Linked DNA regions of Mus musculus: all the other regions are linked to region 3. The links are chromatin loops, found by intact Hi-C in ENCODE. Cell type or tissue: left cerebral cortex. All regions are shown on one strand.

Evidence for each region. A loop is a pair of places that touch in the nucleus more often than their neighbours do. Peaks named below come from ENCODE experiments on the same cell type or tissue, not always from the same donor. Only the 100,000 strongest peaks of a DNase experiment are listed, where the experiment ranks them.
Region 1: it touches region 3 in a loop (2.0-fold over the local background); 2 of 42 quality-filtered maps call a loop at or near these places.
Region 2: a loop joins it to region 3, with 2.5 times the contacts of the local background. A loop is called at or near these places in 2 of 42 quality-filtered maps.

Annotation. Positions count from the first base shown.
Region 1 is chr2:151,699,015-151,707,014 of GRCm38, reverse strand. It overlaps Tmem74b (transmembrane protein 74B), which reads right to left and starts at 5,007. Exons shown (of 2, transcript NM_001160363.1): 1 at 4,570-5,007; 2 at 1-701. The coding sequence starts at 660. In left cerebral cortex, a CTCF peak has its summit at 4,618; DNase peaks (open chromatin) are centred at 4,022, 4,653 and 5,004; H3K4me3 peaks cover 1,535 bases; H3K27ac peaks cover 1,145 bases.
Region 2 is chr2:151,712,333-151,720,332 of GRCm38, reverse strand. It overlaps Psmf1 (proteasome (prosome, macropain) inhibitor subunit 1), which reads left to right. Exons shown (of 7, transcript NM_212446.2): 6 at 690-848; 7 at 1,648-4,271. The coding sequence ends at 1,699. It also overlaps a transcript of Tmem74b not described here. Among named protein-coding and RNA genes, the nearest start is that of Tmem74b, 14 kb to the right of the region's middle. In left cerebral cortex, no CTCF peak of the experiment used is centred here; DNase peaks (open chromatin) are centred at 3,826, 4,055, 4,616 and 6,664; H3K27ac peaks cover 1,601 bases.
Region 3 is chr2:151,628,394-151,636,393 of GRCm38, reverse strand. It overlaps Snph (syntaphilin), which reads left to right and starts at 3,801. Exons shown (of 6, transcript NM_198214.3): 1 at 3,801-3,938; 2 at 4,140-4,246. It overlaps Gm46786 (a long non-coding RNA gene), which reads right to left and starts at 1,515. Exons shown (of 3, transcript XR_001783621.2): 1 at 1,209-1,515; 2 at 533-842. In left cerebral cortex, a CTCF peak has its summit at 4,155; DNase peaks (open chromatin) are centred at 4,754, 5,600, 6,904, 7,262 and 4 more places; H3K4me3 peaks cover 4,233 bases; H3K27ac peaks cover 5,698 bases.

The DNA.
Region 1 (8,000 bases), 71 kb before region 3:
AACAACCTCATTCTCTACTAGGACCTGGCCTCCGTCCCCAGTGAGCTGCCTCATACGCAGGTTGATGGAGCCATAGGTCTTTCTGGATCCCCTGCCGGGGACAAAGGTCTGTCTGCGGTACAGCTCTCCCTTGCACAGAGAGACCATGAGCAGCACAGAGAGGAGCATGCCACCCACTGTGAGCAGCCCGAGGCCCGCAATGATGCATTTGTCCAGATGTGAGCCCAAGCGGGCGTAGTACATCTCCAGGCGTTCCATCTCCCTTGCTGTCACTGTGTCAGGGTTGACCCGGGCCTCTCGGGGGATGGCGTATGCTGTCACCACCAGGAGGATTCCGCTCACCAAGAAAACCAGAGCAGAAACAAAGCCATAGTCCACCGGGCGGCTCACAGGTTCCAGGCCTGGTCCCTCCTCTGAATGCAAAGAAAGATCATCCCGCTGGGACCGGGACAGTGAGGGGACACCTCCAGGGGGACTGGGGGCGTTACCCAGTCTGGCATCCCCAGGGTTCTGGAAATGAGTCTCCTGCTCCTCAGAGAAGAAGCAGGCATTCTCCACACCCATCCTGGGTGGCGCCACGGGGCCCTGCGAGGCCGCTCTCCTTGGAACCTGGGGACCATTGCTCAATGTCTTCAGTTCCAGACCAGGGGGAGATGCCATTGGAAAGAATGACCCCAGCTCATCCCTTGGCCCCTTGGCAGCTAGAAGAGAAAACAGAATGTCAGTTGAATTTGCCTGCAGGAGCCCATCTTCACGCTGTCCCTAGCACAGTTGTGGGGAGCTGTGGACAGTAGAGCAAGGGCCTGATCGCACGGTAACTGACGTACTTGTGCTTCCTTGGCCTCAGTTTCTCCACTGACCAAAACCCCCAGTGACAATAACAATGCCACTCTCTACCCCACAGTGCTAACAGAGAGGGTGAGGTAACCTCTGTGTAATCGTACCCAGTAAGTATAATGACGGGATACCGTTGTGATGATGGAGGAGTTTAGAATGGCCGTGGGGTCCGTATCACAGCCTCCTTGCTTGTGCTTAGGCAAATGACTGCGTTCCTCCACAGAAGCAGTGTTCTCATCTGTAGCATGGGAATCCTCTCTCACAAGGCTGTCGTAAGGAGCTCAGCAAGTGATGCCCATCAGGCTGTGGCCAGTTCGGCTAACAGGTGAGGTTGTGTGAACATGTGTCAGGCGAGGTGATGATGTAGGTGTGGCAGAGAAATGGTACAGGCACTAGTGGGTGGAAGCCTGGTGTGGGGGTGTTGGCACGAGTGGGAAACACTCTAGCAGCCACAGCATGGGGGTATTCTAGAGGGGGAAGGGGGACCTCAGAAACTAGCTGGTCCTGTTCACTGAGGTCTGTGAAAGCCAAGACAAGAAGCATTGGGCAGTCAAGTTGTTGGAGCCAGGAAGGCTGGGATTTGCGTGGATTTTAGAAGGTGGCAGGTCAGCTGCATGAAGGACAGGGTCCAGGGGTGGTGACCAGACAAGGAAGGTAGAGAATGGAAAGCCCTGACTGAGGTCAAAGTCAAATGCCTTTGTGTAAGCATGCAGAGGTTGGGAGATGGGGACAAAAAGGAGACACCACCACATACCTGGAGACATGCCACACAGACTCACTGCACATGCACACTTGTGTCAAAAGGCCACCAACCTACAGTCATCGGCCAGACTGAGTTCACTGGGGCTCTGCTTAGTTCATTTCCAAATCTATTCATTGAGTTTTGGTGAATCAGTTGCATACACACACACACACACACACACACACACACACACAAGTGTATATGTGTGTATATATGCAACTAATTCATCAAAACATATATGTATATGATGTGCCTATGTATATAAAGATGCCATATGCACCTTCCTGTAGGGAGCAAGTGAAGCCCTCAATGAATGTGTATTGCTGACATGGGCATGACCCCATATGGAGAACCCCAATGCCTCAGTCCCATGGGAGACAGTGTGTGCAGAAAACGTCCACTTGAGCTTTCTCCCTCCACTGCCTGTTGATGGCCTGATGACATCCCCTACAGAGAAGGCTCCTCCTACCAAGATTAGCTAAGCCTGCCTCCTTGTTCAGCTGTGTATACTATCCCTGCCTTCTTGTTTATCTGTAATAACCTGCCTTCTTTCTTAGCCATATTCAACAACCCCACCTCTCTGCATATAATAACTACGCTGATCTAGGAGAGCTGTGGATTCCCCACCAGCGAGCCCAGACCACCTGGATCTCAGCTTTTCTGCATGTCGGTGTCTGTCCTTTCTTTATTCCCGTGGTATGAAGGCCCAGGCAGGCTGATCCCCAGAGCCATGTATATGCAGCAGATACCCATTCCCAACTTCTCTTGCAAATCTGCCTGCCATGTTCCACCATCCCCGCATAGCACACACCTGGCACTGGTGATGGGGCTTTTTCCCTTATGTGGCTCTGAACTCTTCATAGGCACACCTTCTGACCCCACAGAAGCACAATACATACCCTGATGTCCTGAGGGTACATACATCACACAGCCCTGGCACACAAATGCACAGTCAGCAGAGACCCTAGGTGTGGCGTGGCTCTCCTGTTCTCATGTATCTGTACATGAAAGCTGCTTCTCTGTGTCCCTTGGTCACTCACTGTCCAGTGTTCTGTGGGCGCCTGTGTTTCTGTGCAAACACGAGCAAATAACTGAAGTGATGGTAGATGGATGAATGAATGAATGAATGAATGAAACTCCGAGAGCAGAGGTGGGAAGTCTCTCTGACCTTCCTATGTGGATCTCTTAACAAACACGTGGCCTTTCATCCTAGTTCAAAGGCTGCTACCGCTTACAACTCCGTGCTATCACTGTGTTCCTCCTCTGCCGTGTCCGTTTAATACACGCTGAGCACTGACTACTTGTTAGATTTTTTCGTTAACACCTCACTCAGGAATAGCTCAGCTCTATCCCCATTTTAGAAAACACAACCAAGATCTTATGGTATGTATGGGGACCAGGGACCAAGAGTTGAATATATGTACCCCAAGAATCTCTGTTCCCTACATACTTGCAAAACCCACACTCCACCTCCCTTCCCTGGCTCTTGGAACCCTCACTTGAGACAGCAGGCATGGGAATCCTGGTCTCTCCACATCTCCCTGGGTCCCTAGCCTTCTCTCAGTTCCCAGAGGATGGATAGAAAGGATGGACGGGAGTGCTAGTTGGCTTTTTACTTTTGGCATTCAAAGCTACTCAGAGCCTGAAAGTAGGTGCCACTTATGGCCCCCACCCATTAAGCCCTCAGTAAGTCTGAAGAACGTGGGGATAGTCCACAACACTTTTCCTAGATGGTGCATTAGTGCCTCCATATCCCAGAGGATATCTGGGGCACACAAATAAAAGAGAACAGGACTCTCTTTTACTCAAAACTTTTTCCTTGGGATGCCTGGGTGAAGGAGCAGACACAAGGAGGCTTCATCCCTTTAACTGCTTTGGAATGTCTGTTTCTCTCATAAGATGCTTAGTAAGTTACTAAAGGGCTTGCTTATCAATTATCCAGACATTAGCTCACATGCGCGCACTTGCACACAACACACACACACACACACACACACAGAGAGAGAGAGAGAGAGAGAGAGAGAGAGAGAGAGAGAGAGCTATGCTGGTGCTCATGGATCACACTCCAAGCCCGAAGCCACACCAGTTATTGTAATTGTATCTGCAGTCCTATAGTTCCTGAAAGGCAAGAGCCCCCCCACCCCCGCCCTGTTCCACACTCACTGTCCTCGGGACGCTTCCCACAGCAATGCCCACAGACCCGGGAACTAAGTGTGACTCACAGATTCTCGGGTCACTCTGGTGGTGGTACCCACAAGAGGGTAAAATCAGGAGAGGGAGAGGGCGGGATGAGAGAAGGAGGAAGAAAGGGAGAAAGGAATGGAGACTACCTCTAGCACTACTGAGATCTAAGCAGGATCCACCCAGACCTGCCCAAGTCCAGCACTCTCACCCATAGCGCACTCTGACACCCCGGAGCTGGACACACTGCCAGGCTGGGTGAGGCTTCGCAAACCCAATCGACAGACACACGCACTCGTAGTACACAAAGCCTCAGGCGCGCAGATGCATACACGCAGGTCCACGCGGTTATACCCAAAGTTCTGCGCGGAAAGCCCCAGCACCCCGGCCTCCCGCCTCCCCCGCGCCCGCCGGCCCGCAGTTCACACCCCCTGCTCCTGCCCTTGACCGCATACGCCACGGGCCAGAGCAGGCCAGACCCGGACGGTCAGCGCTCGCAGAGGGGCGGCCCTGGGAGGCTGGGGCTCGGCGGGGCCGGCGTGCTCCACGGAGCCCCGGTCGCGTGTCCTTCGGCGGGCCGCGAGGTCAGGCGAGCTGTCCTTCGCTGCCACTCCCCGCCTCGGGCCCTGCGCCGGCGGCTCGCGGTCGGCGTGCGGAGCCGTGTCGGGCCTCCCTAGTCTCCGCACGCGGGAGCACAGAGCTCCGGGCTGCCGAGGGTGTGCGCAGATCCCGGCCCGGCCGCTGCCTCGCCCTCCCCGGCTCCCGCCCCCTTCCCGGCCCGCCCGCAGCGGCTGCCCGGGCGCACGTACCTGCTCGCGCCGCGCCGGGCTGCACCGCGTCGGCCGCTGGGGGGCTCCGAGAAGGAAGGGATAAGGCAGGGCGGGAGCGGAGGATCCTGGAGCGTCGCCGATCGAGCTCCGCCCGCGGCGGGCGAGGGCGCCGGGAGAGTTAGCGTGGGGAGGGAGCCGGCTGCGGGTGCCCGGCCCCCACCGCCCCTAGAGCCACCTCTGTCTCGCCCGCGCACGCTGGCCGGGGAAACCCTAGGCAAGGAGCCCGCGGCGCTGGGTACAGGGGCGGGGCGAGGCGAGGAAGGGGCGGGGGAGAAGACCCCTCCCCCGCCTCTGGGGAGACCCTGCGGCACCCGGGGATGCTTTACCCACCCCAGGTAGGACCCAGGGTCCTCTTCAAGGTCTGTAGATCCGGAGTATCATCCTTGCGTGGGGCTCGATGGCTCACGGGCGCCACGTGAAGGCAGAAACGAAGCCTCTACCCACCTCTATTTCTGATGGGTGTCCTTCTGGGTCATTGTCCACGGCCACGCACACTCTTGAGCTCCAAAGCCACCTGCAAAGCTCCTTCTGCCGGGCAGCCTGTCTGGCTTCCTCAGGGACACACTGGGGTTCGTCCATCTAGGCACTCCTCTGACCTGTGGAGCCCGGTGCAGGTGCACAGGTTTCTGTTTTAAAGGGAACTTCTTCCTCTTGGGGGCCCCAGGCCAAGCCCAAAGAGAGGTCTGGTGAGTAAGGGAAGGTTATGGTTTCCGGGAAAACTTCGTGGCCGGCTTCAAGTAAGTCTTATCATCTTTCTGAACCTTATTGTCCACCTTTGTCCAAGGGAATCATGACTGCTGACCCTGAGTACTCTGCCAGTGTGAGCGGAGGCTACTCTGACATCCAGGAAGACAGCTAAGGTGAGAAAATCCCTGCCCTGGCTTCGTCGCTCTCTCACTGTCAAAGGCTCACTGGTCCTACTCCAAAGGCATCCAGTCCTCACCCACCAGGAGAACAAAGGTTGTCTTGGAAGCCTTGTGGGCCCCGTGCTGAGCCTCCAAAGCTGTCTCCCTCTATTCTTTGAGAGGCCTGAGCGATTTGCATCTCTACAGGGAAGCTGGCAATGGCACCAGATTCCTGTGCAGTGCCATCTCCACCCCTCGCAGGTGTATGACCTCGTACAAACTTCTCTCTTTAAGCTCCTTTTCCCATCTGTAAATGGACTCAAGAATTCCATGAGATCCCAGCCATTAGAGTGTCCACAGTTCCCTCCCTGCCCTGTATAGTCCTGCCTTGCAGCACATCCTCAGTGGTCACTCTCTTCCCTCACTTCCCTCAAGTCTTTGCTCACATGTCACCTTCTCAGAACCACCTGCCTGGGCCATCTTCTTAAAAAGAGTAGCGCTCTGGCACCCTGCTTGCCTTCACTCAGAACTTCTCACTAGGGCATTCATCAGCTCCTGATAGTGTATTTCTTTGCTCAGTATCATTTCTGCTTAAAAATAAGTAACACGCTGGGTAGCAGTGATGCAGGCCTTTAAATTCCAGCACTTGGGAGGCAGGTGAATTTCTGAGTTGGAGGCCAGCCTGGTCTACAGAGTGAGTTCCAGGACAGCCAGGGCTGCACAGAGAAACCCTGTCTGGAAAACCAAAATCAAAACTAAGAAAATCAAAGCAAAAAAGAGCCAAGTGTATAGTACAGACTTTGTTCCCCTCCCTGGTGTATCCCGAGACTTAAAAAGGGCCCTTGATATCTATTCTTTAAATAAAGAATTGAGAGGTGCACAGCTATTGCTCTTGTTGTATACTTGCAACTAAGCAGAGCCCGTCCCTGCCCTCAAGAAACTCCGGTGATATTCCAGAAGGAAAAGGGATGCACACAGGCAGTGCTGTAGCCACAGTGAGGGATAACAAGCAAAGGTACACTGTGCTGTGCGCGTCTCAGGCAGGGTGCTTGCTTGAGTCTTGGGGATGGGATAGCATTTTAGCAGAAGAGGGGACTGGGCCACAACGGGCACTTGTATAGATGGCAAGTATTTAAAGAGCAAGGAAGAGAGATCCAGCAGAGGACTAGCGTGGACAAAGGCCTTGGGGCAGAAGGGAGCACAGTGAGCGTGGGCATGGAGGGGGTATGGTCACAGTGGGAGACCAAGGTAGGAGCATGGCAGGACATGGGGCTGTGCCAGGTCTCTGCAAAGCCTTGAAGGCCAAGAAGGATGTTCTTCTCAGGACAGGGGGAACTCCAACGTGGAAGAGTCGGAGTAGAAAGTTAGCTAACCTTCTATCCCCTTTATCATGTGAATTTGACCTTTGGTTGTCCAGCTCAGGTTTTTTTGGTTTTACAAGACCAGAAATATATTCCAAGTGATTGAGCAACACTGTTTAGATAAATATGACCCCTGTAGAGAAAGCTAGAATGACCCACAGCAGCAGCGGGTGAGAATCGGAGATATCAATATGAACTCACGTTCAGCTTAATACAGATATGGGTGGTGATGTATAGAAATATTTACAGAGCAGCCCTACGTGCTTCTGGAGCCGTGAGTTACCATGCAGACGTGGCCAAGTCCAAGAACCACATCTATACAGCCAATCCTGATAATGGCACAGAAACGACATCAAGAAATCTCAGTCACAAAGATATGAATCTCTTAAGGGGTTTGACCCCAAGTTCCTGAGGAAACCGTGCTTTGCCAAGAAGCACAAGAAAGACCTACAGAAGGTGTAGGCAATGAATGCATGTGCAGAGGTCATCAAGGCCCTTGAGAAGCCTAAGGCAGTTAAGCCCAAGATGCCAAAGGGCCCCAGCCACAAACTCAGCCATCTGGCTTTCGTCACTGACTCCACCCCTAGGAGGCAGATTCTATTCTGCATGGCCAGGAGTTGCAGGCTATGCCAAGCAAAGTCCAAGCTCAAACCAAGGCTACAGCCATAGTTCTAGCTCAGGCCCAGGCTTCAGCTCCAGTTCAGGCTCTCAAAGGTGCCCAGGCCCCTGTGAAGGCCCCAGAGAAAAGGCTTCTATCTGCTAATGTGAAGGCAGATGGAACTGTGTGACACTCCTACACATTACTTTTTTTTTTTTTTGCAAATAATCTTGAGGCAAGATCTGTTTTAAAATGTTTACAGAAATGTACATATACATGGGTTTACACATATATGAATTTCTTTGCTTCATAGCAAAGAATGCACCTAAGTGCAGAGAGCTTGGCTTCTTGTGTGTGTGTGTGTGTGTGTGTGTGTGTGTGTGTGTGTTATGTATGTGTGTGTATATGTGTGTGTGTATGTGTGGTATGTATGTATGGTATGTGTGTGTGTGTGTGTGTGTATGTGTGTGTCCTACGGGGGTTTTTTTGCAAATAATCTTGTGTGTGTGTGTGTGTGTGTGTGTGTGTGTGTGTGTGTTTGTGTTATGTATGTGTGTGTATATGTGTGTGTGTATGTGTGGTATGTATGTATGGTATGTGTGTGTG
Region 2 (8,000 bases), 84 kb before region 3:
TTATCTCAGCTTGAGTGCATGAAGTCAGGTCTGTGGAACTCAGTGAGGGACAGAGAATGGCAGGAGCCAGGCTTGGGCAACCCACAGGCAGTTAGCAGCTGTGCTGAGGCCCTTAAGAAAATAGCAAACCCTCGGCCAGGCGGTAGTGGCGCACGCCTTTAATCCCAGCACTTGGGAGGCAGAGGCAGGCGGATTTCTGAGTTCAAGACTAGCCTGGTCTACAAATTGAGTTCCAGGACAGCCAGGGCTATACAGAGAAACCCTGTCTTGAAAAACCAAAAAAAAAAAGAAAAAGAAAATAGCAAACCCTCATCATGGTATTGACGCTATTACTCCTAGACTTAGGATAAACTCTGCAGAGCTGGAGAGTTCTGTATTGATCCTGGCCAATTCTAGCTCTGGTTCTTGACCAGTTGATCTTACTAAATGTAAGATGTGTCAGAGATCTCTGTCCTGTGGGCTCACGGAATCCTTACAGAACTTCCTCTGCTGCTGCAGGCCCTTTGGCTCCAGTGGTGCACAACTTTGTGTGCTCTTTGTATTCTTGTTCACTCTGACTTGCTCTCCTGTCTTCCTGGACTTCTAGAGTAGTCATGCTGGTCAATTTTTATTCACTATATGCCTGTCTCTCTTCTTCAAGGGCAGTAGTCTCTGTAACACCTGCTTACCCAGCTTCCTTCCTGTCTCAGGTGTCAGAGAGGTGGCATGATTGTGGATCCCCTGAGATCCGGCTTCCCAAGAGTACTTATTGACCCATCCTCAGGCCTCCCAAACCGGCTTCCTCCTGGTGCTGTGCCCCCAGGAGCTCGCTTTGACCCCTTTGGACCCATTGGGACCAGCCCATCTGGGTAGGTATTCACTCAGGTATGCTGAGAGGTGGGACCTGATGGCAGCTCCGCTTAGCTTAGTCCAGCACTGCAGCCGAGGTATCTGACTCCAGGCACAGCTGCCATGCTGCCTCCCTGGAGGCCTAGGGGGTCTCTCCTCACCTTCTTCCCTTGGTGTCTTAGTTGGAGTTATCATTGCTGTGATGAAACACCATGAACAAAAAGGATCTTGGGAGAGAGTTTATTTGACTCCATATCACGGGTTCATCGTTAAAAGAAGTCAGGACAGGAACTCGAAGAGAGCAAGAACTTGGAGACAGGAGCTGGTGCAGAGGCCATGGAGGAGTGCTGCTTGCTAGCTTGTTCTCCCTGGCCTGCTCAGCCTGCTTTCTTACAGAACCCACCAGCCCATGGGTGGCCCCAGTCACAGTGGGCTGGGCTCTCCCCCATCAATTAAGGAAATGTTCTACAGGCTTGCCTGTAGTCTGATCTTGTGGAGGCATGTTCTCTCAATCAAAGTTCCCCCTCTCAGATGACTATAATTTGTATCAACTTTATGTAAAACTGTCCAGCACGCTATTGACCCTGCAAGGACAACACAGGAGAAGAAATGCTTATGTCAATAGTTCTTTTATAGATGAGAAGGGCAAGGCCAGGAGACTGGGTGTTTAAGCCATGGTAAAATTTAGTTCCAGGCCATCTGGCCCTAGAGTTCATGATCTTAAACTCCATGTCACTCTGTGGGCCTCCTCCATACGGGGCATGTTTCTTGCGTACTCAGCCTCATTCTCCAATTCATTAGACCCTCTTTACATTGCAGACCTAACCCTGACCATCTTCCCCCACCGGGCTACGATGACATGTACCTGTGAAGGCCTCAAGAATGTAACAGCTCAGCCTCCCTTTTACTCTCCAGGAGCTGCCACCACTGGCCCCATCAGCGTCAGTATTCTTGTGGGCTTGGGGCAGAGGATTCTGCCCATGTGTTTGCAGGCCTGCTGGGGTTGCATCCCCAGCCCTTGTCAGAGCCGAGGTGCCTGCTGCAGCACCCCACCAAGCTGCATATAGGTCCCACGGAGAAATTAGTGTGTCTCAATCACCAGCTCCTCCCCACTTGCAAGGAAGACTCCGGCAACATCAGCCCTCCACCCGATGCAGTCGCGGTCACAGCGCTATAAGAACAGAACGCATTTTGGATGTTATTATTAAGAACCAAATGTCAATACAGAATACATGTTGCCAGTCTTCCACGCTCCTTTTTGTTAATGCACAAACTCTTAAGAGTGTGATACTGCATAGGACTACGGGATTCCTACAGGGCATTCTTCTCAAGCACCCTCGAGTCACAAGTTACTCTTGCTCCTGACATCACTAAGATGAGCCCCACCCAGGCTTTCTGGGTGGAAGTGTGATTGGAATCCATGAGCCACAAGGATGATTTCACCAAAGCAGGCACACTAGAAAAACTGCCATCTCCTCCCAAGGGCATGCTCAACCAGTTGCTCTGAGCAGCCTGTTGACTCTCCCTGGGCTGCAGTGGCCTGTAAGTAGAGGAATAAACAGAACAGACCTGTAGGCTAGTTTCATAGTGACCCTAAAGAAGTCCTTTCTCTTAGGAGCCTAGTAACGACCTGTGAAATCAGAGGTGCCTTCACTGGAGCTCTGTAGTGAGCTGTGTGGATGGGAATAGCCCTAGGTACTAGAGAAGAGAAAACGAAGGTACGCTGTGTCTATTACCTGCTCTTCATGTCCTCCTGGGACTGACAAGAGCATAGGAACATGGGTCCAGCCAGGAGGAAGGGGAGCCTTTGTCTTTGGAAGCCTGTGTCCAAGCTCTCCCAATCTGTAGAATTATCTAGATATTTGAAGCCCCAGCTGACAGGCACTGGCAGTGCTCTACCCCTGTGCCATAAAGCTGGAAGAGCACAATGGCGTACTGTTCCAGGAGACACCAAATCAAGTACCAAGCGCTTCGTTCCATGGCCGGCAGCCCAACCATGTGTGGCTCCAGGATAGATGGGGAGATAGACTGGACTGACAGGACCAGGGCCAGTCTCAGGGAGGCTGGGCTTGGGGCTCAATCCAGCATGAGCAGGCTCCCTAGCTGTTGAAGGATCCCATGGGTCAGGCACTGACCACCTTGAAGGTGTAGGCCATTCTGTGCTCTGAGGCCACAGACCATGCAGAGACAAGGACAAGACGTCCATTGTGCATCAACTTCATCCTTGAGGGCTGGCAGGTGGATGTTTGGGTTCTGTTGGTAACTGGGTACCTGCAAAAGAGCTTAGGACACTTTGCTCATTAAAGCATCCCTTTTTTATGCAAGGAAGCATTAAAGGAACAGTGGCTAGAATTCTCCAGATAGGTTTGGGAATGTAGATAACTTGGACCCTGATTTAAAGGAAAAGGTAAAAGTTGAAACATTCTTCCATTGGGCTTTTTAGTAGCAAAGATAAAAAATATAATCATACATTAGTTCTGTTTTCTACAGACAAACTGCAGTGTTTCTGGAGAAAGGACTGGTTTGGTTTGGTTCCTATAAGTCTTATATAGTATCTCTAAGAAACCCAGTATCATAGATGTGGGAAGCCTTGAATGGTGCCTCCAGGAACTTGTCAAGCAGCTGGAACTTGTCTCAGTCTCTGTCACTTAACCTCCTCCCAGCTGTGTACGGCCAACAGCAAGAGGGAATGTTTCAGTGTATGTCCCATAGATCCTCCAGACTGGAGCCTTTGCAGTAAATAAATAGCACTTTATAACCTGTTTTTTTTAATAGCTTTATTAAGAGAATTTACATAACCATGAAATTCACTATTTTAAAGTACACAACTCAGTGGGTTGGGAGATATTCACAGTGCTGTGCATCCAACCCCAGATTCCTCCAAAAGAAATATCTTCACTGGCAATCACTCCCATTTTCCCTCCCCTGGGCAGGCAACCCTCCAGTCTGTTTGCCTATTTTGGATAGTTTTCATAAGTGACATCACTCAGTGTGTGGTCTGTGTGTCCAGCATTTCCCACTCTCTGTCCTCACTGTTCATGTGATTGTAGCATCGACATTCCCCATGGCTGTACAATCATAGCATGGCTATGTCATATTTGTTAATTTATAAGTTCATGGATGCTTGGATTGTTTCTCCTTGCTTGTTATATTGAATGCTGTTAACATTCATGTACAAAGTGGGTTTTGTTATTTTGCGTGGGCAGTTTTTAAGTCATTGAATGTATCTGGAATGGATTTTCAGGGTCCCATAATAACACGTTAAATTTTTTGAGGAACTGCCAGTGTTTCCCAAAACAGCCACGCTATTTTCATACCAGAGGTAGTGCTCCAGTTTCTCTGTATCCTCACCAATCCTTGCTTGTACCCAAACTAGTGATGTCAAGTCATATCTTGTTTGTATTGTCCCATTTGCTTTTGTTTTTTAATGGAAAAATTTGACCAAGACCATGCAGAGCAGAGTCCACAGTAGCTTGCCCTGTTGGCTTTGATAACAGCCACGGGGCAGTGGCTATGACCCCATGGAGTTGGGGTTGACTTCTGGGCTGGCTGTGATATAAGAAGGTCTTTTCTCTGGGGGAAATTCCTGAGACCTTCGGACATCTAATAAGATTCACAGTATCATTTTCACTTGGTTTGAAATCTCATAGCTCATCTAGTGGCTTACAAATAGAATCAAGGTCTACTTCTAAATCATTGTCTTTTGGTGCTAAATAAGACCACTCATACTATTTCTAGGCTACACCGGCCCACATCCCACCTTCTCTTCTTGGCTTGCTGTCTTTTCTATTCTTAGAGCTGGCTGAGTTTTGCATTGCGTTTCTCTCCTCAGTCATGAGCTTCAAGCCAACCTCCAATCTAAACCACGAGTCTCCTAAGACCTCAACTCCAGGAATGTACCAAGTATTAAATGGAGCTACATTCCTGTTAGAGTTCTTACCTGTTGACACACAGCTGGAAAACAGGTAACACATCTGTCCAACCTCCCTCCAGAACCCAGCTTCCTCATGACTTTCGTCTTGTCATTGGTGACATTTTATCATTGATCCATAGCTGTCTTCTTTGCAGGAGGAAAACAAATCCATGGATCACTTCATGTTCTCTGTCACCTGATTTTGTACATATACTTCGGTGCAGTTCCAATAGAGACAGGTTCCACCACCAATGACAATCCCAGGCATAGCCCCACTTTTGCTTGTCAGTAATACTTGTTTGCTTGCTGACCACTGTTCAAAACTAGAACAGATGCTCAGAGGCAGGCATCCTAGCCACCAGATCTAGGCCTTGTTTGCCCTTGGGATGCCACACCCTAAATCACTTCTCTGGACTTGACCAGGAATCTGAGAACAGGTCAAAAGGCAAGCATGGCAGAGAGTGAGGGTATAAGCAGTAGACTGGCAAGGCTCTGGTAACTGTCCAGGTCCGAGGATGCATCAGGAAGTCTAAGTATCTCACTTGTTCTTGTGGAAGCGGAAGGCCCATCCTCTGCTCCCAACAAAGGACCCTGGCTAACCACATGCACGTGTCATTCCAAATAAGCTACATAAAGCAAGTGCTAGGAAAGTCACAGTGTAATGGTTCAGAGCAACTGAGGAGGAGGGGCCAGTCTGGAAGTTCCGGGCAGTAAATACTCATTTAACTTAGCCAGAGAGCTCATCACCATGGTCTGAGAAGTAGGAACTGTACAGTAGCAGCTGTCCAAGTCTGCATCGGAAAGTGTATGCCTTTCCCTGTCACCTTGTGCCCAATTCAGCTCACATTCAGGTTCCTAGTTCAAAGCTAAATGGACTGACTTCACCTGGTTGTGAGAACCTATCACCTCAGACTCTAGCAACAAGAGGTCCTGGGAAGCCCTCGTGCACTTTTCCTATCTCTGCCATTGGGAAGGTTCAGTGGAACAGATCTGCTGAGCCTCCTATGATCATATAATAACAACAATGTAGAAGGGTACCACACCCTTGCTTGCCATGGCCTCACCATCTCCTAAGACTCCTCAGGAGTTTGTATACAGTACATCCCGAGCCCCAATCCACAGTTCTAAGCAAAGACCTTCAAGGTCTTGTTTGCAAAGTCCCGTTGTAATTCACAGATCACAAGGTTGGAGAATGGTGAAGTCATTCTATTCAGTACCACCACTACCAAAGTCTTGCTGGAAATGAATACTCTCAGGGGCCACCCCAGACTTACCACTTTATTTTTATGTGTATGGGTGTTTTGCCTGTGTGTATGTATTTGTATTAGATGCATGCCTGGTACATACAGAGGCCAGAAAGGGCATTAGAGTCCCTGGAATTGGAGCTACTGATAATTGTGAGCTGTGTTGGGCATTGAATCCAGGTCCTCTGGAAGAACAGTAGCTGCTCTGAGTATTGAACCTTATCTCCAGCCCCAGTGAACTTGCCTTTTGACAAGTTTCCCACCTTCCATGTGCACACGGAATTTGAGATGTTCAAGTGTAGAAGCCCTTTACCTTCACCTGCATATCAGGAACAAAGAACTGAGTCAGTCAGCCTTAGTTGATGGCATGCATGATTAATGAATTCATATTTTCATTTTTTCCCTGGTTGTACCCCTAATATATACTCCATCCCCTTAGCCTTATGGATCATTCAAGCATATTTATTTCATAAATATCTCTAAACATTTGGGTGCCCTTGTGAGGTAACATCATCCTCAGTTCATTAGTCATTCTGCCCCACTTCGGAGAGGAAGGTCTGACAGAAAGCAAGCGTGGAAATGGCTCCAGCACATTACTGGTACAGCTTTCCTCCTCTGTGAAGTGGTGTCACCCCTGCCTGTGTGGCTACTGGAGAGTCTCACTAAATGTGTCTTATCAAAGGTAGTGGGAGCTCAGTGGGTGTCAGCAGCCGCCGTGGAAGTCATATTGGTAAGAATGGAGCTTAAAGACAAAGGAGAGTGACTCTGGGCCAAACCAGTGAAGGAGACAAGAGTTTATCTGGTTCCCACTGTGTGCACAGCTTCTTATGCCAGACGGTACTTACTACAACCTGAGGTGAAGATTAGGAGCATTAGTCCTGGACATATCCCTGAGGGATGGCTGAACTAAATCTGCCCAGCTCTAGAGCTTTTCAGTAGAGCTGTACCCAAACTTCACATGAGCATGGTCACCAGACAAAATCCATCCCAGAATCTGGAAAAAAGTCAGGACCTGTCTGAGAAAGAAATTCTACCTAATTCCAAGTATGGGCAGAGACTGAAACAGACTGTTTTCTGGGTGTTCCTCGTGTTCCTGAGCGCTAGCAGAACCCAGATTAGAGGGGGGCATCTGAACACCTGCCACAACCTCCACTCTGCAGGAGACAGGCCCAGTAAGCTCCTTTGAGGGTGAGCTAAGGGGTTCTTCTGGGTCTCATGGCTGGATTTGGGATCTGCTATGCTTTGCCACATAGCCCCAGCTGCTGCTCACCTTGGTCCTCTGGGGTTGGCAGTATAGATGCTACTCTGAAGTAAACGGATGAAAAAGCTAGTCCACATCATGCATGAGAAAGATTTCCTCAGCATCACAGAAACTCTGTCTTCACACCCAAGGCTTCCCTGCTCAGTGTGGACCAAAACAGTCCCGGGGTCCTTAGTCACAAGAACAGGCCAGTTCTTCCTCCTAGCTAGCCTGTATGGAAGCACCATTGTCGATTCAGCACCCTGGTCAGCACCCACCCTCTGTGGTGCTGGGGAGACCTCTAACTTCCTAAGCTACACTGTCTTCCAAGCCAGGATAACCCAGTTCTGGAGGTAGGCAGGCATCTCAGAGTGGAGAAAGGACCTGGCCCTCTCCATGATCCCTGACATCACCATCTCCTCAAGCCAGTGCTTTTCATCTTGGAAATTCTCCAGATAATAATAGACCTGAACTTTAGAAGACAGTCAGTATTCCTTGGGCTTTCATTTCTTGAATGCTAAAGAAAGCTCTAGAACTGGATATAGCAGCTATTCAAACCTGGTGAATGGATGAACAAGGGTTCTTGGGTGGAAACCATGGGGTTCATGTAGTCCCTGGCCTGCAGTCAGGAACTGCCCACGTTCTTGAAGGCACTCATCTCTGTGAGTGATTTAGTAAGTCCCAGAGAAGGGAATTGTGCATCTCTGACCCCAGCAAACGACATCTCATTGACTGTTCCCTTGACTTCACCACAGCGCTCACCTTGCCACATCCT
Region 3 (8,000 bases):
GAGTTCTTTACCCCATTGCCCCTCCCCATCACCTCTGAAACGGTGACCCATCCCCAGACACCCCCCTTCTCTGGGGCATCAAGTATTACAGGATTAGGTGTATTGTCTCCCACTGGGGCCAGACAAGGCAGGCAGTCCTCTGCTACATATGTGCCTGGGGCCTTGGATCAGCCCCAAGCAAGGCTTTCAATGATGCTCTTAGCTTCCCTTTCTTTCAGAATGTCCTTGTTTTACTTTCACTCTTGAGAAATGTTACAATCTGGTTGACAACTCTTTTACCCATTTATTAAGTTTGTTCTGCTTTCTTTTACCCTCTATTGTTTATGACGAGAAATCCCAATTATGCAAAACATTCCTATAGAATTAATATATCTTTTCCTCTTCCCTTTTAAGATTGTTTTCTTGGTTTGGTGCTTATTAGTGCAGAAAAGTATTGCATATATCATGGTCATTATTAAGGATTCATCAGAAAGCTACAGCTGAGAGCTGTGTTGCTCTATTCTGCCCTGCTGCCAGCTTCCCACACATGTACCTGGAGCTAAGGGTGGGACCATCAAGGGGCAAAAGCCAGCAGGTGTTCGCCTCCTTCAGGACCACACCTACTCCGATGGAGTAACTCCTCTTCCACCTGCCATTTCCTGCTGTTCCAACAGCCACTGCAGCGTTGCCTGAGAACGGAACTGTGAGAAAATGGAGAAGGATCTGAAAAGAAAAATGATTCCCCCACACATACTGAGCATCAGATGCCTCCTCTCCTGGATCTCGAGGCAGAGCGGAAAGGGTTGTTTGGAAGATTTCTCGTGCTGGTTCCCAGTTTCAGAGTTTGCTGGCTGAAGCCCAGGCTGGAAGAGATCCAAGGGGAAAAAAACCAAAAAGCTAAGTTCTGCCATCCCAGTGACTTAAACCTTGACGGCCTTCTTTAGTTAGCCCTGTTTATGGTTTCCCTTAAGAATGCTCACATAGCTCCCACGTGTATGTATTTTGTTCAAATTTTCTTGCTGCATTCAGTGAGAGCAAGGTGCTTGCCCAGAACTGGAATAAAAACTGGTTTTGAAACTGAAAAAAAAAAAATCTAAATGTAATGTTTCCTAATTAGTGCAAAATAAAATTACTGATTTCTTTGGAATAATTTTATCTTGTTTTATGTTTGTGACCCTCATTTGTTGCAATTTCCCTTATTCCTAAACACTGATTCTCTTCTCAATCACCTGCTTTCTGAGGCTCAGGAGAATTCTTTACTGACTGACACCATTCCAGATGGGAGTAGTGTGGGTGGAAGAGCTCTCTTGCTTTGGGGACATTGTTAGTGGAGACTTCTGGGAAATGTAGTCTTTTAAATAACCAGGGGAAAAAAAAAACCAGGAAGACGATATGGAGATAGATCACAGTCTTAGAAATTCTCTCCCCATAAACATGCAGTGATTACATGGTATTGTTTAAGTAAGAAGACGTTACTTGTTTAATTAAGGCAGATAAAGCATGCCATCACTAGTTCTCTGGTGTAGTATTAGGGGGTTTTTGTTGTTATTGTTTGTCCTGTCTTTTTTTTTTTTTTAATCTCCCATGACCTTTTCAATTCCAGTGTACTGTTCTTGCTACCACTGCTCTTTTTATATTTCTGCATAGTGTATATAATATAATGATGGCCTTTAGGCAAGAGAATTAAATTTAACTGGAGATTTAATAGAGAGAAGGTGTAACAAATGCCCCCCCCCATAGCCATTTACTACTTTAAAAAATAGAAAAGAAAGAAAGAAACCCTGGTAGATTTAATAAAAATGCACTATAGAAAAAGATTTGACTTATAAGAAATAGAAAAAATTAAAATAATGCTTTTTTGGGTAGGTATTATGAATATTTACAAAGCTACTTTTGAAATAGCAGGCCAATAGTGCAGAGACTTAATGTAAATTAATGAAGTTGCTTTGCTAATTCTGTTGGAAAACTCAGCATGGGTAGAGAGTAGAGGCACCAAGTTCAGTCCAGGCCAGCATTTATTGATCATCTTCCATGTGCTAGCTTCAGTCCTAGGCACTAAAGATATAGCAAGAGGAAAATGTTCTTTCCCTCACAATGTGTACATTCTAAGGGAGGTGATGTAGATTATCACAGGTAGTAACTAACTGTCTTTTTTCAGTTACAGATAATTAAAACAGCAAAACTCAGACATAAATGCATGAGGGAGGGCATTGCTGGGGAGGTGGCTCAGCCACTCCAGTGCCTTCCAGTGAGCATGGGAATCTAAACAGCCAGGTAAAGAAGCCAGGCAGGGCCACACTAGTGTAGTGAATCAGGGAGTGAGCTCCAGCCAGGCTCATTGAGAGACCTTGTCTCAAAAACGAAAGTGGTGAGTGGTTTTAAAAAGGACCTCTGGTGTACATACATATACCCACCCATCCACACAACCTCTGGTGTGCACACACACCCACACACATACAAGCTCCGGGGTACACACCTACACCCACACAAACACACGTTTATGTGTACATACAGCAAGAACAAGCGACTGAAGGAAGAGGAGGTCGGTGCGCTCTGTAGGTTGACTGGAAAAGGTCTATTACTTTTCTCAGGACCTTGACCAAATCTCTGACAGAAGGAAACTTTAAAAGGGAAGGACTATTTTGGCTGTAGTTTGAGGGAAATATAGTTTATCATGTCAGAGGAGACATGGCAGAAAGCTTATGGTCGCGTTGTGTCCTCAGTCAGGAAGCAAAGCGATGAATGTTCCTACGCAATGAGTTTTCTCTTTTCACCCTATCCAGTCCGGGCCCTAGCTCACGTCCAAAGTGGGCCTTTCTTCTTTCCTTAGGGAAATCTCTTTGCAAACACCCTCACAGACATATTCAAACATATGTTTCCGAGTCGACTGTAAATTCAGTCAAGTTGACAATGGCAGATGACCTCCCTGAGATAGCAGTGTCTGAGCAGAGACTTTGAGGAGTCCAAGGAGCAAACTGGACGTCTCGGTTGTTCCAAACCCATGAACTAGCAAATAAAAGCTGGGGGTAGAGGCCCAGCAAGGAAGAATTTAAGAGCAAAAGAGCAAAATGAGTGGCGGGCAAAGTCATGTGAGAGGACACCAGCGAGTTGAGCTAGAATAAGAGCAAGACAGCAAGGTGAAAACTTCCCAGAAGGTAGTGAGCAAAGGCCCAGCTGACCAGAAAGGGCTGCTTCAAGAAGGGAGCCCCTTCCTACTGCACCCAGTGGGGCAGGCAAGAAACCAGGCCAGCAAGTTAACTTATGGCGGCCAGAAATGGGAGCGCTAGAAATCCAGCTTCCTGGACTTTGTGGTCCCTTGAGCCCTTTGATGTCAGGTAAAAGGCAGGAGACAAACCCACAATAAGGATTAATTCGCTTTTTATTGCCCAACTTTCCAGCTTACTGTTTTAATACTGCAAAGGATAACATTTCTTAAATACCTTCGGGATTTTAAGATTTTTTTTTTTTTTTTAAGGCAAGAGCTGTTCGCATTAAATAACTCCTGACATTCACAAATTGGTTTAGGGGGTCAAAAATGTTTCTAAAGGCGTCCAGATAATACTACTACTTAATGTGTGCCAAGGGGTGAGATACTGAGGCCCAGAAGCTGAAGGGATAGATACCCTTTGAAGTCCTTCCCATCCCCCACCTCTGAGCAACAGCTAGTTGGAGGTAATAAAGGACCCCATGCATGCTTGTTGATGTCTTGGCTCCAGGGCTCTCAGAGCGAAACCAACTATCTCTTTAAGAAGGAAAGTGAAGACGGGAGGCTTACGCAGCTGCCGGCGAGCTGCCGACTGGCTCATCCCCCTCCATCCACCTCTCCTTCCCCGCCCTCCACCTCTCCCTCCCCGCAGCCCCAGCCCCAGCAAGCACCCGCTAGCCACCTTCAGCTGGGGCTCGGGAGAGCAATCCGGCTGCCCTCCTGGGGGCAGCCCAAACCATGGAAGCCTTCGCAGGTGATGACAAGGACCCCGGGGACCTCCGGGCCCACCGCCCAGCCTCACCCGCCGCACCCAGGAGTGCAACTGCGGGGGTGCGGGGCGCCGGCCAAGCACAGGAGCTGCCCTAGCCCGCGGCGGGCAGCGTGTCCTCCGAGCTTGCGGGCTGCGGCCACCGGCGCTCACCCGCCTCTGTCTCTCTCTTCCCCACCGCCGCAGGTTGCTGATCACCGCCAGGCGGCTGCTGCAGCGACTGCAGAGGCGCTGCGCCAAGCGGCGCGGGAGTCGTGCGAGCCGGCCGGACTGCGGAGGGCGAGTGGACCCAGGTGAGGAGGCCACGGCGGAGCGGGAGGGGGCCTCCGTGGCTCCGCGGCCGCCAGGGTCAGTTTGAGACCGCTTGCGGTGGCGCGATCCCGCAGAGGTACCAGGCGAGGAGGGGATTAACGTGACTCATCCCTAGCCTCCCTCCATTCCCCCACATCCTCGTAAGCACCCCTCTCCCTAGCGTGAAATTTACTAATTAATTAGAGGATGCTGTTTTCAGTAGGGAAGACGCCCAAGGTCTTTGACATCTAGTAGATGGGTTTTAGGGAACTAACCCCTCGCCCTTCTTGTTTGTTTTTCTCTTCTGGCATTCTGCAAACATGTGAGCTTCTCTTTGGAACCGCACAGCACACCCACCACAAGGTCAAGTGCCTGTGACTGCCTTCCTATCTTGCCCACTGATAAACATCAGAGCCTTACAGTAGATCTGGCAGAATTTCCCATGATCCCTAGAGTGAGAAATTTGCCTCAGTCTCCCTGGAGCTTCCAGGGTATCTGTTGTTTTCTCTTTCCACTCCCTAGCAGGGAGCCAGACGGCTTGCAACACCTGCCAGCCTCTAAACTCCCCACATTCCCTTGCTTCAACGCTGCAGGGGTGGCGAGGCTGGTCACATGCTGCTTGTTGCCTTGGCCTTCTCTGCCCACCTGGGGGTACTTGGGTGGGCTGGAGGAGTTTCCCAGAAAATGCTGGTCTCTGCAAGTCAAGGGGTGTAAGGAAGTGAGATAGGCTGAGGTTCTGGGCCTTAACTTGCTGGTTGGCTCCAAGTAGCCATCTTACTATTTTCTGGGGTGTGGGTGTCTGTTTGCTTGTCTGTTCAGTGCAGAGGCTGGGCTAGATGATCCGTACAATTTTAATATATCACTTGAGTGTGGCTTCAATAACTCTGGAGACTTGTCCATTAAAACCATTTAAGGTTCGGACCTTGAAATAATTGAGGTCCCCTTGGCCATTCTCTTTTGACTCTGGACTTCCTGAGTGGAATGTTGACCTTCTGGGTCTCACAACACTGGAAGCATCAGAGGATTCTATGGTAATATCCCTGCCCTGACAAGTTACTTACCTTCCCTCATTTGTGAACCTGGGAGATGGTACCGGCCTCAGAGTTCTAAGGGTGAGATGAGATTCATATGAAAGCTCTTGAGATAACGGCTTGACACACACAGTAGGTTTTCAAGGATTCAGAATTTGAAGGCAAATTAGGAGAGAGAGGAGTTCATGTTTGCCCCACCAGACTCTTCCAGAGCAACCAGAAGATGAGAACATTTCCGTCGCAAGAGCTAAGACAGTTCTAGCAAATGACAGTTGCCTGCAGTCATGTATAATCCAGCCATGAGCTTGGAAGACCCTGTCATCCATAGGTGGCATCCCATGGGAACAGAAGCACATGAGTCTTGAGTGCTGGCAGAGAGCAGGAGCCAGGATCACAGATCTCAATCTTTGCCTTCCCTGCACAATCTCTTCTGAGACCGAAGCAAGAGAGTCAAGTTCTGGGGCCCACATTTCCTATTCTCTGTTTCCTTCCTTCTTGTCATTTTCAGCCGACTGACCAGCCATCCTGTCTAGCTCTAGTTTATTCCAGCAACATAAAGGAGGCTCCCAACAGCGTGGGGTGGAGTTTTTGCCGCAGCACCAGTTAGGTCAAAAGAGTGGGATGCCCCCTCCCATCCCTTCTGTCCTAAATCCCTGCTGGACTGTGAGCTCCCTCTGGCAGAGGCCCAGTCTTTGCTTCTCTGTCTCCAGCCTCTGGCCCATGACAAGGCATAAAGTAGGTGCTTAATAAGTGTTGAGTTAAATACATTTGAGAAAATGATACCTCCAAACAAGCTATGTTGGGAAAACAAAAAACAAAAAACAAAAAACAAAAAACCTGTGGTGAGTTGGCTTTCAAAGGTCAGATGGTGCACCGGTGTGGGTTGCCATTATATGGAGATTAATAATATTCAGATTAGTATATATTGAGATTACTAGTAATTATTCATGCAATATACTCGTGATTAGAGAGAATTGGGAAGAGTGATTCCAACCATCACTGTGTGAGGGAGGGAAGCTGCACAGGAGAGCTAACCAGGCTAATACAGAAAGCAGTAGAAGGTTAGAAGACCAAGGTCCCAGACTCCGTCCAAGTGCCACCTCACTGTGTGACCTTGGACTTGATTTTTTTTAGCAATTGTTCATCTCCATCTGTATACTGAGAAGAGTGGACTAGACGATCCCTGAGCTCCTGGTTCTGAAATTCCATTAAGAGGACTTTAAAAAAAAAAGGATGACTATCTATTATTCCTAATATCAGTTATGGAATGCCAGAGCGCTGTAGGGGATCCTTATTGTCTCTGCTAGAAAGGGAAGAAACAGGAGCTTGGAGAGATACAGGACATGCCTAGGGATGCCCAGGAAGAAGTGGTGGTCTATGTGGCTCGGAAGCCTTGTCTCTTTCACATATCCTGCCACCTCCCACCTACCCCCTGCTATAGCATGTGTGTGGCATGCGTGTGTGGCATGCGTGTGTGTGTGTGCCCTTGCACACAGGCATGGAGTTCAGAGCCAGGAAAGCTGTGAAGGATCGATCATGAGGGCAGATCAGGCATCTCCCCAGGATGACTGCTGCAAAGGACGTGCTGGGCTGAACTGAGAGGAGTGTGTGAGTCAGGGCTGCAGAGCATTTGCCGTGAGCTCTGTGTAGCTGACGGATGGAGGGTTCCCCTTTCTCAAGGAGAACGGCTGGGTCTGAGTGACAGCCATGACAAATGTGCCTTCTAGGTGCTCCCTGTGCAATAGCCCAACATGGTTTCAATTATTTACTGCTCAGACCATCCTAATGTGTAGGCTCCATACATCATTTTACCCGTTTTGCAGTGAGGATGCCAGGCAGAGAGGCTGAGAGTGTTGCCCAGCACTGGACAACTAAAATAATATAGAACCTGGCAAGTATGGAGCTGAGGACACATCGGCTTGGGAGTCAAGGAACTGTTTTTAGTTTGAGCCCTCCCTTAGACTGGGTCACCTTGGGTAAGCCAGTCTCCCTCTGAGAGACAGTGTCCCCACCGCTCAAACAGACTGAATGTGCTGTTTGGCTCTGAGTCTAAATGTGACCCTATTCCAGCACAGGGTAGAGGGATTCTCGGTCCTTTTGAACAGGGCTCAGTGTTTGTTATCATTCATTAGCTAGGCTCTGGGCCAAGTGCATGGTTATGGGAAAGAGCTAGAGCCAATCCTGCGTTTCAGGAAGCCCAGTATGCAGGTATGAAAAGATGTCTAGGAGGGATACTGATAAACATTATAATCTGGGGGCAGAGAAAGAGAAGGAGAATCAAGAAGACCTAGAAAACTGATGTCATTAGCATCTTTAAATCCTATGTTAAGTTAATGATAGTAAGATTCTTTCTGGTCTCAGCAGTGTTAGAGGCCTGTGCGTTCTCTTCCCCAGCAGCTAGAAGGTAGCAAGAGTCTGAAGGACCACCTACAATCACTCTGTAACCATGTTCAGTTGAATTATACAGTTGTCCCAAGTGGATCAGACTCTTTCCTGTCCTTAGAGGCTTCTAGAAGCAGGATCTGCTAAGTTTGGTTTTGTTTTTGTGAGATAGGGTCTCAAGCTGGCCTCGAGCTCAGAACCATCTTGCTTCTCCCTCCTACATTCTGGGATTATAGGTGCATGCCACCACACTTGGAAGAAGTGTGACTTTTCTGTTGTTACAGTCTGTCATGTGTACCTGGAAGACACTCTATGTAGTGTCTGTGACTATCGGAAGACTCAA